Linked DNA regions of Homo sapiens: regions 2 and 3 are each linked to region 1. A link is a contact called in ENCODE Hi-C or POLR2A ChIA-PET data. All regions are on one chromosome and are shown on one strand. The core of a region is the stretch at or near the end of the contact, and the rest is flanking DNA. Distances in the headings are between cores, read along the strand shown. Region 1 holds the start of DHX34 (DExH-box helicase 34). Region 2 holds the start of TMEM160 (transmembrane protein 160). Region 3 holds the start of SELENOW (selenoprotein W).

Evidence for each region. A loop is a pair of places that touch in the nucleus more often than their neighbours do. ChIA-PET counts read pairs that join two places held with the same protein, here RNA polymerase II (POLR2A). Pooled maps may share reads with other maps.
Region 2: a loop to region 1 is called in a map of CD8-positive, alpha-beta T cell, with 11 times the contacts of the local background. The contact joins the promoter of TMEM160 here to the promoter of DHX34 in region 1. A Hi-C loop is called at or near these places in 2 of 168 maps with a recorded cell type or tissue (CD8-positive, alpha-beta T cell and naive thymus-derived CD4-positive, alpha-beta T cell), 1 of 37 single-sample maps with no recorded cell type and 16 of 50 pooled maps. POLR2A ChIA-PET finds 5 or more read pairs at or near these places in 4 of 52 experiments (HEK293, HEK293T, HepG2 and 1 more).
Region 3: a map of naive thymus-derived CD4-positive, alpha-beta T cell shows a loop between it and region 1 (17-fold over the local background). The contact joins the promoter of SELENOW here to the promoter of DHX34 in region 1. A Hi-C loop is called at or near these places in 1 of 168 maps with a recorded cell type or tissue (naive thymus-derived CD4-positive, alpha-beta T cell), 2 of 37 single-sample maps with no recorded cell type and 12 of 50 pooled maps. POLR2A ChIA-PET finds 5 or more read pairs at or near these places in 2 of 52 experiments (GM12878 and H1).

Annotation. Positions count from the first base shown.
Region 1 is chr19:47,346,281-47,350,817 of GRCh38, reverse strand. It overlaps DHX34 (DExH-box helicase 34), which reads right to left and starts at 1,503. Exons shown (of 17, transcript NM_014681.6): 1 at 1,466-1,503. C5AR2 (complement C5a receptor 2) reads right to left here. Exons shown (of 2, transcript NM_001271749.2): 2 at 3,489-4,537. RefSeq lists an enhancer at 759-1,663.
Region 2 is chr19:47,046,663-47,051,104 of GRCh38, reverse strand. It overlaps TMEM160 (transmembrane protein 160), which reads left to right and starts at 2,481. Exons shown (of 3, transcript NM_017854.2): 1 at 2,481-2,698; 2 at 4,420-4,442. The coding sequence starts at 2,491. RefSeq lists enhancers at 1,021-1,538, 1,539-2,056, 2,180-2,474, 2,984-3,053 and a silencer at 2,514-2,703.
Region 3 is chr19:47,776,431-47,780,411 of GRCh38, reverse strand. It overlaps SELENOW (selenoprotein W), which reads right to left and starts at 1,709. Exons shown (of 6, transcript NM_003009.4): 1 at 1,598-1,709. The coding sequence starts at 1,626. RefSeq lists silencers at 1,412-1,551, 1,562-1,821.

The DNA.
Region 1 (4,537 bases), core at 254-2,753:
GATTTTTCTCTGTAATCCAACTCTTCCTTTCTCCATCTCTCTTCAGTTCTCCATTTGACTTTCTCCATCTTTCTCATTAAAAAAAAAATGCTTTTTCAGGCCGGGCATGGTGGCTCACGCCTATAATCCCAGCACTTTGGGAGGCTGAGGCAGGCAGATCACCTGAGGTCGGGAGTGCGAGACCAGCCTGACGAACATGGAAAAATCCCGTCTCTACTAAAAATACAAAATTAGCCAGGGTGGTGGCACCTGCCTGTAATCCCAGCTACTCTGGAGGCTGAGGCAGGAGACTCGCTTGAACCCAGGAGGCAGAGGTTGCAGTGAGCCAAGATCGCACCACTGCACTCCAGCCTGGGCAACAAGAGCGAAACTCCATCTCAAAAAAAAAAAAAAAAAATTCATTTTTGTTTTTTTGAAACAGGGTCTCACTCTGTCACCCAGCCTGAAGTGCAGTGGCACAATCACGGCGTACAGCAGCCTCGACCTCCCAAGCTCAAGTGATCCTCCCACCGCAGCCTCCCAAAGTGCTGTGGATGACAGGAGTGAGTCACCACGCCCTTTCTCATTTTCTGTTTGAATCTTTTTTTCCTCCCTTTTGTCCTTCCAGTATTCACTCTCCATCACCACCTCTCTCCATTTCCCCATCTAATACTTTATCTCCCAATATCAGAAGCTTTAGTAATAGCTCATGCTTACTTACTCACATTAACACACAGACCTATCCTATCTGCATGATCTATTCCTATCCCACACCTATGTACATACACACACACACTTTTCTCACGACTGTCAGGCACTATGATCACCCCCTATTTTACTGAGCAATAGAGAGGCTAAGTGAGTAGCCGAGTGTTACATGAGCCACTCAAATCCAGGGGTTCGGGCTCCACTCCCTCGCTTTTCCATTTCTCAGCATCGTTCTCCATTATCTCCAGCTTTTGTGGGGTTCTTCCTATTTCAACTGTCTCCATCCTTCCGTATCTCTCGGTCTCCCCCGTGATTCAGTGTCTCGTTTCTCCATCTAAATTCCATTTTTTCTGTTTCTAGTGTCCACGATCAGTTTCCGACTTTTCCCTCCACTCCCCAAGTTCATGGGCGACCACGCCTCTCGGCCTCGTGGGCTCTAAGACTCTCGCTGGAACCCATCGGCACTCTCGCCCACGCTCTCTAGTTTTCAGCTTCCCTCCTCTCCCAACACCCTCGTCTTTCAGTCCCTCAGTTTCTCGAAGCTTCTTTTCGTGCCTCCATTTCTTTCGGTCTCTGGCCTGTCGCCCAGGTTCTCCCAGGGACGCTCAGGTGCCATCTCTGTCCGCGTTTGCCGGCCCTTCGGCTGCCTCCTACATTTCTCCTCATCTCGAGACTTCCCTCGCCCCTGGACTCGCACCCCAAACTACCCCCAAGCGGCCCAACTCCGACAGCCATCGCCGCCACAACCCGGTACACCCGTCCCGCCCCCCTCACTTACCACACGCCGCGAACGCCTTAACTTCCGGTCCCAAGAGCGCTAGTCTTGCGCCTGCGCACACAGCCATCTCGTTCTGACCCCGCCCCGCCACCACAGAAGAGCCAATCGGAAGCTCTGGGCTGCCCAAGACCCATCTTGCGCCTGTGCACAGCACGCTTCCGCCCCGCCTCGCTTGGGGCGGAGCCTCGAGTGATTGCGCCCTCTAGAGGCCAGTAGAGGCATTGCGGTACAGACTTGCAAGCGCCTCCTCCCCGGCCCCGCCCTCTCCTCCCCAAGCATAGCCACGTGCGCCTCAGCTCCGGGACGCCGGGGTTTTAACCCAAAGAGAGAGCTGGTCTGGGGCCCAGGAACTTTTTTTTTTCTTTTGAGACATAGTCTCACTGTCTCCCAGGCTAGAGTGCAGTGGCGTTATCTCACCTCATTGCAATCTCCGCCTCCCAAGTTCAAACCATTCTCCTGCCTCAGCCTCTCGAGTAGCTGGGATTACAGGCGCACACCACTACACCTGGCTGATTTTTGTATTTTTAGTAGAGACGAGGTTTCACGATTTGGGCCAGGCTGGTCTCCAGCTCCTGATCTCAAGTGATCCGCCCGCCTTGGCCTCCCAAAGCACTGAGATTACAGATGTGGGGCATCTCACTCAGCCTCTACCTCTTTTCTTTCTACAACCCCATTTTCTGTTACCTTTCTCTGCAATAAACTCAATCACACACATTCAGGAAGACCCCCAAGTATAGAAACAATCTCATTAGCCAGCAATGCACCCTCTCTTTTATTAACTGAAAGAAGAAACAGCTGGGCACGGCGGCTCACGCCTGTAATCCCAACAGTTTGAGAGGCCGGGGTAGGTGGATCACCTGAGGTCAGGCGTTCCACACCAGCCTGGGCAATATGGCCAACCCCTGTTTCTACAAAAAAATACAAAAGTTAGTCGGATATGGTAGTGTGTGCCTGTAGTCCCAGCTACTCAAGAGGCTGAGGTGGGAGGATCGATTGAACCTAGGAGGCTGAGAGACTGAGGCTGCAGTGAGCCATGATGGTACCACCGCACTCCAGCCTGGGTGACAGAGCCAGACTGTCTCAAAAAAAGAAAAAAGTGTTGTTGTTTTTTTTTTCTGAGACGGAGTCTCGCTGTCGCCCAGGTTGGAGTGCGGTGGCGCGATCTCGGCCCACTGCAGGCTCCGCCTCCCAGGTTCCCGCCATTCTCCTGCCTGAGCCTCCCGCATAGCTGGGACTACAGGCGCCCGCCACCACGCCCGGCTAATTTTTTGTATTTTTAGTAGAGACGGGGTTTCACTGTGTTAGCCAGGATGGTCTCGATCTCCTGACCTCGTGATCCGCCCACCTCGGCCTCCCAAAGTGCTGGGATTACAGGCATGAGCCACCGTGCCTGGCCAGAAAAAAGTTCTATGTCTAAAAAAAAGAAGGACTCTAAAGTTTTTGGCCTGAGCATTTGGAAATATGGAGTCACCATCTACTACCATCAGGAAGACGTGGGAGAGAGGCTAGAGAGAAAATCCGAAGATCTGTTTTCAGCATATTGTTTGAGTTATGCATTGGACATCAACTGGGGATGTCAAGTGGAACGTTGGATATAATTATCAAGCCTCTGGAAAACAACTTAGAGATAGAGAAGCCAATTCATACATTATTATCAAAAGAAGAAGAATAAATGGACTAAGCATTCTGCTTAAAATTTCCAAACAAGGCCAGGTGCGGTGGCTCACGCCTGTAATCCCAGCACTTTGGGAGGCCGAGGCAGGTGGATTACCTGAGGTCAGGAGTTCGAGACCAGCTAAGCCAACATGATGAAATCCCGTCTCTACTAAAAATATAAAAAATTAGCCAGGCATGATGACGGACACCTGTAATCCCAGCTTCTCGGGAGGCTGAGGCAAGAGAATCGCTTGAACCCAGGAGGTGGAGGTTGCAGTGAGCCAACATCGCATCATTGCACTCTAGCCTGGGCGACAAGGAGAAACTCTGTCTCAAATAAACAAACAAACAAATAAATAAATAAATAAATAATCCAAACAATAATTATAATTTTTAAAAAAGGAAAATTGGAGGAAATGAACAACAAATGGAAATCAACAAGAAAGCCACAGTCTATCAACCATAGGATTGTATAGCAAGCTTGAGACTAGTTCTTAGAGAAATTATTAATAACTTGGTTCTTTGAAAACTTAAGGAAATCAATATTTCTATGGTAAAAAAACAAATAGCAGAAATAGACAAACTTTAGAACAAAAAAGGGAAGTTATAGCAAAACAGATGGCTTTTAATAATCAAAGGTATTTTATGTAACATTGCACAGACTTAAATTTGAAAATTCCCGTGAAATGTATTCCAGTTCAAAAAAGAAGGGCTAATGATCTACAAAATGAAAACATTTCAAAAACCACAAAAGATGTTTTGTAAAAGTTATCAAAGAATGCTCCTAAGTGGCAACTGGTCCCAATAGATTAATGGGAGGATTTTGCAAACTTTAAGCCCCAAAGCGGGGTTTTAGCCCACGAGGGTTCTTGGCTTTGCCCAGAAAAGAATTCAAAGGTGAGCAGGGGCAAGGCAGGGGAAAACAGCTTGCTTTCTTTCCTTCCTTCTTTCTGTCTTTGTGTCTTTCCTTCTTTCTTACTATTTTTTTTTTTTAGACGGAGTCTTGCTCTGTCACCCAGGCTGGAGTGCAGTGGTGTGATCTCGGCTCACTGCAAGCTCCGCCTCCTGGGTTCACGCCATTCTCCTGCCTCAACCTCCCGAGTAGCTGAGTCTACAGGCTCCCGCCAACACGCCTGGCTAATTTTTTGTATTTTTAGTAGAGACAGGGTTTCACTATGTTAGCCAGGATGGTCTTGATCTCCTGACCTCAGGTGATCCACCTGCATTGGCCTCCCAAAGTACTGGGATTACAGACATGAGCCACCACGCCCAGCCTATACCTATTTTTAGCCTATACCTATTTATATAGGTATAAAAATAGCCTATACCTATTTTTAATTACATGTAGATTAAGGGGCAGTTTATGCAGAAATATCTAGGGAAGGGGCAGTAACTTCTGGGTCATGGGGTCATTGC
Region 2 (4,442 bases), core at 1,232-3,731, 300 kb after region 1:
GTATTCAGTGAAACCTTTATATCCCTTACGGTCCTCTGTCTTCAAGAAAAGTAGAACGGACTAAAGGTCTTTTAAAAACACACCTCACCAAGCTCAGCCACCAACTTAAAAAGGACTGGACAATACTTTTACCTCTTTTGCTTCTCAGAATGCTGCAGGGTACAGCCTATTTGAGCTCCTGTATGGACAATCCTTTTTATTAGGCCCCAGTCTCATTCCAGACACCGGACCAACTTAGACTGTGCCCCAAAAAAACTTGTCATCCCTACTATTTTCTGTCTAGTCATACTCCTATTCTCCGTTCTCAACTACTCATACGTGCCCTGCTCTTGTTTACACTGCTGGTTTACACTGTTTCTCCAAGCCATCACAGCTGATATCTCCTCATGCTATCCCCAAACTGCCACTCTTAACTCCTGAAGTAAACAAATAATCTTTGCTGGCAGGACTATGCTGAATCTCCTTAGGCACTCTCTAATCAGATGTCCTAGGTCCTCCCAATTCTTAGACCTTTTATACCTGTTTTTCTCCTTCTCTTATTCCATTTAGTTTTTCAATTCATACAAAACTGTACCCAGGCCATCACCAATACTTCTACACAACAAATGTTTCTTCTAACAACCCCACAATATCACCCCTTACCACAAAATCTTCCTTCAGCTTAATCTCTCCCACTTTAGGTTCGCACGCCGCCCCTAATCCTGCTTGAAGCAGCCCCGAGAAACATCGCCCATTCTCTCTCCATACCACCCCCCAAGACTTCAACACTATTTTGTTTTATTTTTCTTATTAATAAAAGAAGGCAGAAATGTCAGGCCTCTGAGCCCAAGCCAAGCCATCGCATCACCTGTGACTTGCACGTATACATCCAGATGGCCTGAAGTAACTGAAGATCCACAAAAGAAGTAAAAATAGCCTTAACTGATGACATTCCACCATTGTGATTTGTTCCTGCCCCACCTAACTGATCAATGTACTTTGTAATCTCCCCCACCCTTAAGAAGGTTCTTTGTAATTCTCCCCACCCTTGAGAATGTACTGTGTGAGATCCACCCCTGCCCGCAAAACATTGCTCTTAACTTCACCGCCTATCCCAAAACCTCTAAGAACTAATGATAATCCACCACCCTTTGCTGACTCTCTTTTCGGACTCAGCCTGCCTGCAGCCAGGTGAAATAAACAGCCATCTTGCTCACACAAAGCCTGTTTGGTGGTCTCTTCACATGGACGCGCATGAAACGATTCTCCTGCCTCAGCCTCACAAGTAGCTGGGATTACAGGTGCCTGCCACCATGCCTAATTTTTGTATTTTTAGTAGAGATGGGGTTTCACCATGTTGGTCAGGCTGGTCTCGAACTCCTGATCTCGTGATCTGCCCGCCTCAGACTCCCAAAGTGGTGGGATTACAGATGTGAGCCACCGTGCCTGGCCCGGGCTTGGATTTTATGAAGAGGAAAAGTAGGGGAGCTAGCAAGGGGGTTACACTTGAGGAGGGAGTTCAAATGGACTGCACTGCATAGCCTGCAGGCTTGCAATGAATGTGAAGCTTTAAATGGGATTAAGTGCAAATTGAAAATATTCCAGACACATTTTTCACATTCCTGGCTAGTGAAAAGGTTTATGCTGATGAGAGAAGGCAAAGCTGAATCCCGGAATGGGTTAGGGCAAAGAAAACAAATCTGTCTTAAAGAGACAGACCTGGCCGGGCACGGTGGCTCACGCCTGTAATCCCAGCACTTTTGGAGGCCGAGGCGGTTGGATCACTTGAGGTCAGGAGTTCGAGACCAGCCTGGCCAACATGGTGAAACCCTGTCTCTACTAAAGATACAAAAATTAGCTGGGCGTGGTGGCGCATGCCTATAATCCCAGCTACTCAGGAGGCTGACGCAGGAGAATCGCTTGAACCCGGGAGGTGGAGGTTGCAGTGAGCCGAGATCGCACCACTGCACTCCAGCCTGGGCGACAGAGCAAGACTCGGTCTCGGGGCGGGGAAAAAAAAGGAAGGAGGGAAGGAAGGAAGGAGGGGAGGGAAGGGAGGGAGGGAGGGAAAAAGAAAGAGAGAAAGAAAGAAAGAAGGAAAGAAAGAAAGAGAAAGAAAGAAAAAGAAAGAAAGAAAGAAAGAGAAAGAAAGAAAGAGAAACAACCAAGAAACAACTACAATAGGTGCTCGGCATGTACTCCGTTAAAAAAGATAGAATTAAAACTACAATTCCCAGCAGACATCTCGCCTGCGACTTCTGAATATCGGCTTTCCCCGAGCGCAATGATCGCTGGGATTCGTAGTCCGGTACAAAATCAAGGAGGGACGGGCACTACCGGCCTAGATGACAGAGGAGGGAATCACTGCCATTCCGACCAATGGACAGTTCACGCCGGACCTGAGTGGCGAGCGCATAGCCAATGGGTAAGCCATTCATCCTGAGTGACATGGGTTGCAACCTACCGGAGGCCGGTGGGGCGGTACGGCGCGCGGCGGCCGTAGTGCGAATCATGGGAGGCGGCTGGTGGTGGGCTCGGGCCGCTCGCCTTGCCCGTCTTCGCTTCCGGAGGTCGCTACTGCCGCCTCAGCGGCCCCGGAGCGGGGGCGCCCGGGGGTCCTTCGCCCCCGGCCACGGTCCCCGCGCCGGGGCTTCGCCGCCCCCAGTGTCCGAGCTGGATCGTGCGGACGCCTGGCTCCTCCGAAAAGCGCACGAGACAGGTCGGTGGCTAGGGGTGGGGGCGGTGCGGATGGGACGGGGGTCCCGGGCTCGCGTGGGACCTTGATGGGGCGGGGGCTTCTGCAGGAAACGGGGCCCGGGCTCGGCTCCGAGAAGGGCTTCAGTGTGAGCGCACGGAAGCGCAGACTGCAAGAGCGCAGGTGCCCGCAGAGGGGATGGGCTTGCGGGGAGGACGAGGACCCCGGGTAACGGGGCGCCGTAGGGATTGGAGGGGGTGGTAGGGTTGCGCGAGGCAGCCTCGTAGAATCGCGCCTGCCGTGGGGAGAGGGGCTTCAGGGAGAGCTTAGGGTCTGTGGAGTTGGGTACAAGATGGGTCCATCCCGATTGCAGAGGCCACCACTGTGCAGAGAGCGGGAGTGTGGATCCCCGCAGAAGAGGGGGAAGTTCAGGATTGGAGAAGGGGACAACCAATCGGGAGAAAGCTCTCTGCTGATTGGAGGGGGAGGTGATCTAGGCTGCAGAGGGCGGGGCTTGTGACGGAGGCGAGGTCCAGAATGGAGCGGACTGGCCATGTTTGTTTTTTTTTTAATTTTATTTTTTTAATGACGGTGTCTTGCTCTGTCACCGAGGCTGGACCGCAGTGGCGCAATCGTAGCCCACTGCAGCCTTGAACTCCTGGGCTCAAGCTATCCTCTTGCCTCAGCCTCCTGCTTAGCTGGAGCTACAGGCATACACCACCGCACCCAACTATTTTAATTTATGTAGAGACGGGGTCTTGCTTTGTTGCCCAGGCTGGTCTGAACTCTTGGGCTCAGAGAATCCTCCTGCCTTGGCTTCCCAAAGTGCTGGGATTATAGGTGTGAGTCACCTCACTAGGCCAGGACCGGGCATCTAGATATAGGGTGTGGTGGGCTGTTTGTAAAGGACGTGAATGGGGACGGACGTGGGTGGGATTGGCCCAGGCCATACTCGGTAGGACATGGATGGGATTGGCCCAGGCCATACTCGGTAGGAGATGGCGGCATTTGAAGGAAAAGAAGGGCGAGGCTGAAGAGCGGCCTGGATTAGGAAACAGTTTGTCCCAGAGTTCTGAGAAAGAAGTGAGTGGGCAGGCCGTGGGGGTACACGTAGAGGGAGGGGTTTGGCCAAGATGACTCCTCAGATGGAGGTTCTGCAACTTTGCCCCTAGATTGTCCTCCACATTCTGCAGGGACTATCTTGAATCCTTTATTTTTTTTGAGACGGAGTCTCACTCTGTCGCCCAGGCTGGAGTGCAGTGGCATGATCTTGGCTCGCTGCAACCTCTACCTCCTGGATTCAAGTGATTCTCCTCCCTCAGCTTCCTGAGTAGCTGGGACTACAAGCACGTGCTACCACACCCTGCTAATTTTAACATTTTTAGTAGAGACAGGGTTTGACTATGTTGGCCAGGCTGGTCTCAAACTCCTGACCTCATGATCCGCCTGCCTTGGCCTCCCAAAGTGCTGGGATTACAGGGGTGAGCCACCACACCCGGCCCTTGAATCCTTAGTGTTACAGAGTTTGGGGGAGAGGGGCACTGAGGTGGAGGCCAGAGAGGATGTGGGGGGATATGGTTAGGTGAGCGGCTTCCTGGAAGAGGTGAGGATTTGGGATGGGCTTGCCTTGCGGCTGGATGGGATGGGGTGAGCTGAAGGGAGGCCCCTCAGTTTGACTGGGTAAGGGGGATTGAGGAGGTAGGGTTGGGGGTGATGTTAATCCCCCCATGTCCCCCTCCCTCCAGCCTTCCTCTCCTGGTTCCGCAAT
Region 3 (3,981 bases), core at 460-2,959, 430 kb before region 1:
ACAAATACGAGAGACGGGGACGGGGGAAAACCAGGAGAACTGGATTAGGAGAAGAACAGCACACGTAAGGTCCCCACCCACTCCCTGTGCCCACCACCCTCACCCACAGCCCTCGCAGCACTCCAAGGAAAACCCTGCGGCTCCTGGATTCTTACACCACGCCCAGCTAATTTTTGTATTTTCACCATGTTGGCCAGGCTGGTCTCGAACTCCTAACCTCAGGGGATCGGCCCGCCCCAGCCTCCCAAAGTGCTGAGATTACAGGCAGGAGCCACCGCACCCGGCCCCGCAGCTCCTAGATTCTGAACACCTTCCCAGTCCCCAGGGTGAAATACAGGCTCACCCAACCCCCACAGCAGGCTATTTCGGGACTGGAATCTGGTGTACAGGCCTGGTAGGCGTCTCAAAATGTCACTCTTGCCTCTGCTTTGTCGAGCAGGCAGAGACGTTGGAAAGCTGCCGACAAACCCAGGTTCCAGTTACCCCTGTCACCTGCAGTCCAGACTTGAAGCTACTGACCTGCCCCCACCCCAGTCCCAGCCTCAGTTTTCTCACCTGTAACATAGAACTAAAATTCCTCTCTTTAATTTACTTTTTTTTTTTGAGACAGAGTCTCGCTCTGCTGTCCAGGATGGAGTGCAGTGGCACGATTTCAGCTCACTGCAACTTCCGCCTTCCGGGCTCCAGTGATCCTCCTGCCTCAGCCTCCCAAGCAGCTGCGACTACAGGAGTGCGCCACCATGCCCGGCTAACTTTTTAAGTTTCTGTAGAGACGAGGGGGGGGTCTCCCTGGGTTGCCCAGGCTGGTCTCGAACTCTTGGGCTCAAGCGATCCACCCGCCTCAGCCTCCCAGTGTTTGGATTACAGGCGTGATCAACGGCACCTGGCCTAAAATTCCCCTCTCTTAAGGGATTCCTGGGAGGATAAATTCATTGAACACGTATTTATTAAATACCTACAGCATGCCACACAGTATTAGGTGCTGGGGAGTGGAGAGAACGTAATTTATATCCTATCCTATTATACCCTTCCTGAGACTTGCAGAAATTAAGCGTGTTCGGTATTGACACAGAGCCTCCCTCTTGCCACAGACGGAAAACTGAGGCCAGAAAAGGAGTGGGGTTCGTGGCCAAGGGAACCCACTGGGCAGAGGCCAACAATTCAAGTGCTTCTGAAACACAGGCTGAGACATTCTCGAACCTTCTGGGCTCTCACTGTCCCCACCCCGCGACTGTTCGGGATATTGGGGGAGGGGAAGCCTTAGGGTGGAGGAGCCTTAGGTCCCTTTACAAAGCTGACCCCCAGCCCCTTCCCCAGCGGAGCCCCGGAGTCGGGGGTTCGAAATTGACACACACTCGTCTCAGCCCCACCTTTTATAACCCGAGATGCCCAGCGTGTCACAAGTCGAAGACGGGGCCTAGGGACGACCGCCCTCTGTTTTTCGCCCCTCCGTACGCCCACCCCACCCACATACAGGGGCTCCCTTTTCCCATACAAGGGCTCCCATGGGTCCTCTCCCCGGGGCTCCCTGACCCCGGCTCCGAGAATCGGGTCCCGGCGGGGGTCGGGGACGGGGGCCGCTGGCCGCTGGGCTTACCAATAAACGACTCGGACGGCGAGAGCCATGGCTCGGGGCTGCCACATCCGCTGAGGAGCGGACGCCCGGGCCACACTAACCTCCCACCTGGACGCGCTAGGTCTGCGCGAGTGCGGCGGGAACCTGCGCAGAAAGGATGGAGCCTCGGCTTCCCCTGGCGCCAACCAATGCCAGGGAGGGGCGGTGGGCGGTGGGCGGAGAGGCGCCAAGGCGGAGGATAAGGAACCCGCGACCCGCCAGCCCGAGGCCCCCACACAAGTCTCCTTCCCATCCTCCTGTTGGGCTGGAGAGAGTCTCGATACAGGCAGTCCCCGGGGGAAGCCCTCCGCGCGTCCCCTCCCAGGTCCCCCCGGCCAGAATGGTACGGCCCACGGGGGCGGTGATTTACGGCTGGCCGCTCCCAGCTGGACCCGGAATCAGCCTCAAGGGTGGTCTTTTCACTGCGTGGGCTTGGGGACGGCGCGGTGGGGACAGAAGCAGGGCGCGATTCTTGAGTCCCTCACCTCCCCTGGAGAGGGCGAGGGGGCGAGAGGGGAAGGATTCGGGGTAGACCAGGTGAGGGAGGAGACAGGGAGTTGAGGGGGAGGTTTTCAGGGAGCGGTCCAGGGCCCACAGTTGCCTTATAAAGACCTGCAGCCGCAGGGCGCGGTGGCTCACGCCTGTAACCCCAGCGCTTTGGGAGGCAGAGGCAGGAATTCAAGACCAGCCTGGGCAACATAGCCAGACTGCGTCTCTACAGAATAATAATAATAATACATTAGTGGCTGGGTGCGTTGGCTCACGCCTGTAATCCCAACACTTTGGAAGGCCGAGGCGGGCGGATCACTTGAGGTCAGGAGTTCAAGACCAGCCTGGCCAACATGGAGGAACCCCGTCTCTATTAAAAATACAAAAATTAGATGGGCGTGGTGGCGCGTGCCTGTAGTCCCAGCTACTCGGAAGGCTGAGGCAGGAGAATTACTTGAACCTGGGAGGCGGAGGTTGCAGTGAGCCAAGATCAGGCCAATGCACTCCAGCCTGGGTGACAGAGCGAGGCTCCACCTCAAATAAATAAATAGATAATAAATCAGCCGGGCGTGGTGGTGTGTGCCTACAGTCCCAGGCTACTTGAGAGGCTTAGGCAGGAGGCTCGCTTGAGCGCAGGAGTTTGGAAGCTGCTGTGAGCCGTGATTGCACCACTGCACTCCAGCTTAGGCCACCAAGCAAGACCCTCTCTAAAAAAACAAAAGGCCTGCTGCGGCTGGGCACGGTGGCACATACCTGTAATCCCAATGCTTTGGGAGGCCGAGGCAGGAGGACTGCTTGAGCCCAAGAGTCTGAGACCAGCTGGGGCAACATAGCAAGACCCCATCTCTACAAAAACTTTTAAAATTAGTCCGTGTGGTGGCATGTACCTGTACTCCCAGTTACTGGGGAGGCTGAGGTGGAAGGATCACTTTAGCCCAGGAGTTTGGGGCTGCAGTGAGCCGTGATTGTGCCACTGCCACCCCAGCCTGGACAACAGAGTAAGACACTGTCTCGAAAAAAGAAAGAAAGGAAAAGGCCTGGCCAGGCACAGTGGGTCACACCTGAAATCCCAGCACTTTGGGAGGCCAGGGTGGGTGGATCACCTGAAGTCAGGAGTTCGAGACCAGCCTGGACAACATGGCAAAACCCCGTCGCTACTAAAAATATGAAAATTAGCCAGGCGTGGTGGCGCATGCCTGTAGTCCCAGCTCTTCGGGAGGCTGAGGCAGGAGAATCACTTGAACCCAGGAGGTACAGGTTGCAGTGAGCCAAGATCACGCCATTGCACTCCTGTTTGGGCGACAAGAGCAAAACTCAACTCCATCTCAAAAAAAAAAAAAAAAGGAAAAGGAAAAGGCCTACTGCCGGACCTGGCACAGCCTGGTCATTCATTACAGAACAATAGTCACTCCCCATGAACCCTCTCCGTGCAGAGGGGATCGTCATGGAAAGTGCTAGAAACAGGCAGTTGAGTTGAGGAGTGAGGGTGCAGGGGCTTATCTCTGAGCCTGTTTCTCCATTTGGAAGTTGGGTGTAATTGCCTACAGGAAATGTTCACTCATTTAACAAATAGGTACTTCATAACCACCTGCAGTCCCAGTTTCCAGGGATACAGCAATGAATAAATAAACAAAGTCCCTTCCTTCATGGGAGTGATCTGGCAGGTAGAGACAAAGGGCAGGAAACAACATGAAAACAGCACTTCCATTAGATGGTTGATGTGAGCAGTAAGCGAGTTTATACAGGTAGGAAGAACTAGAGCTCTGACTGGCACACGGGGATAACTCAATAAACTCAGCCTGATGAGGTGGCTCACACCTGTAATCCCAGCACTTTGGGAGGCCGAGGCAGGCAGATCACCTGAGCTCAGGAGTTCA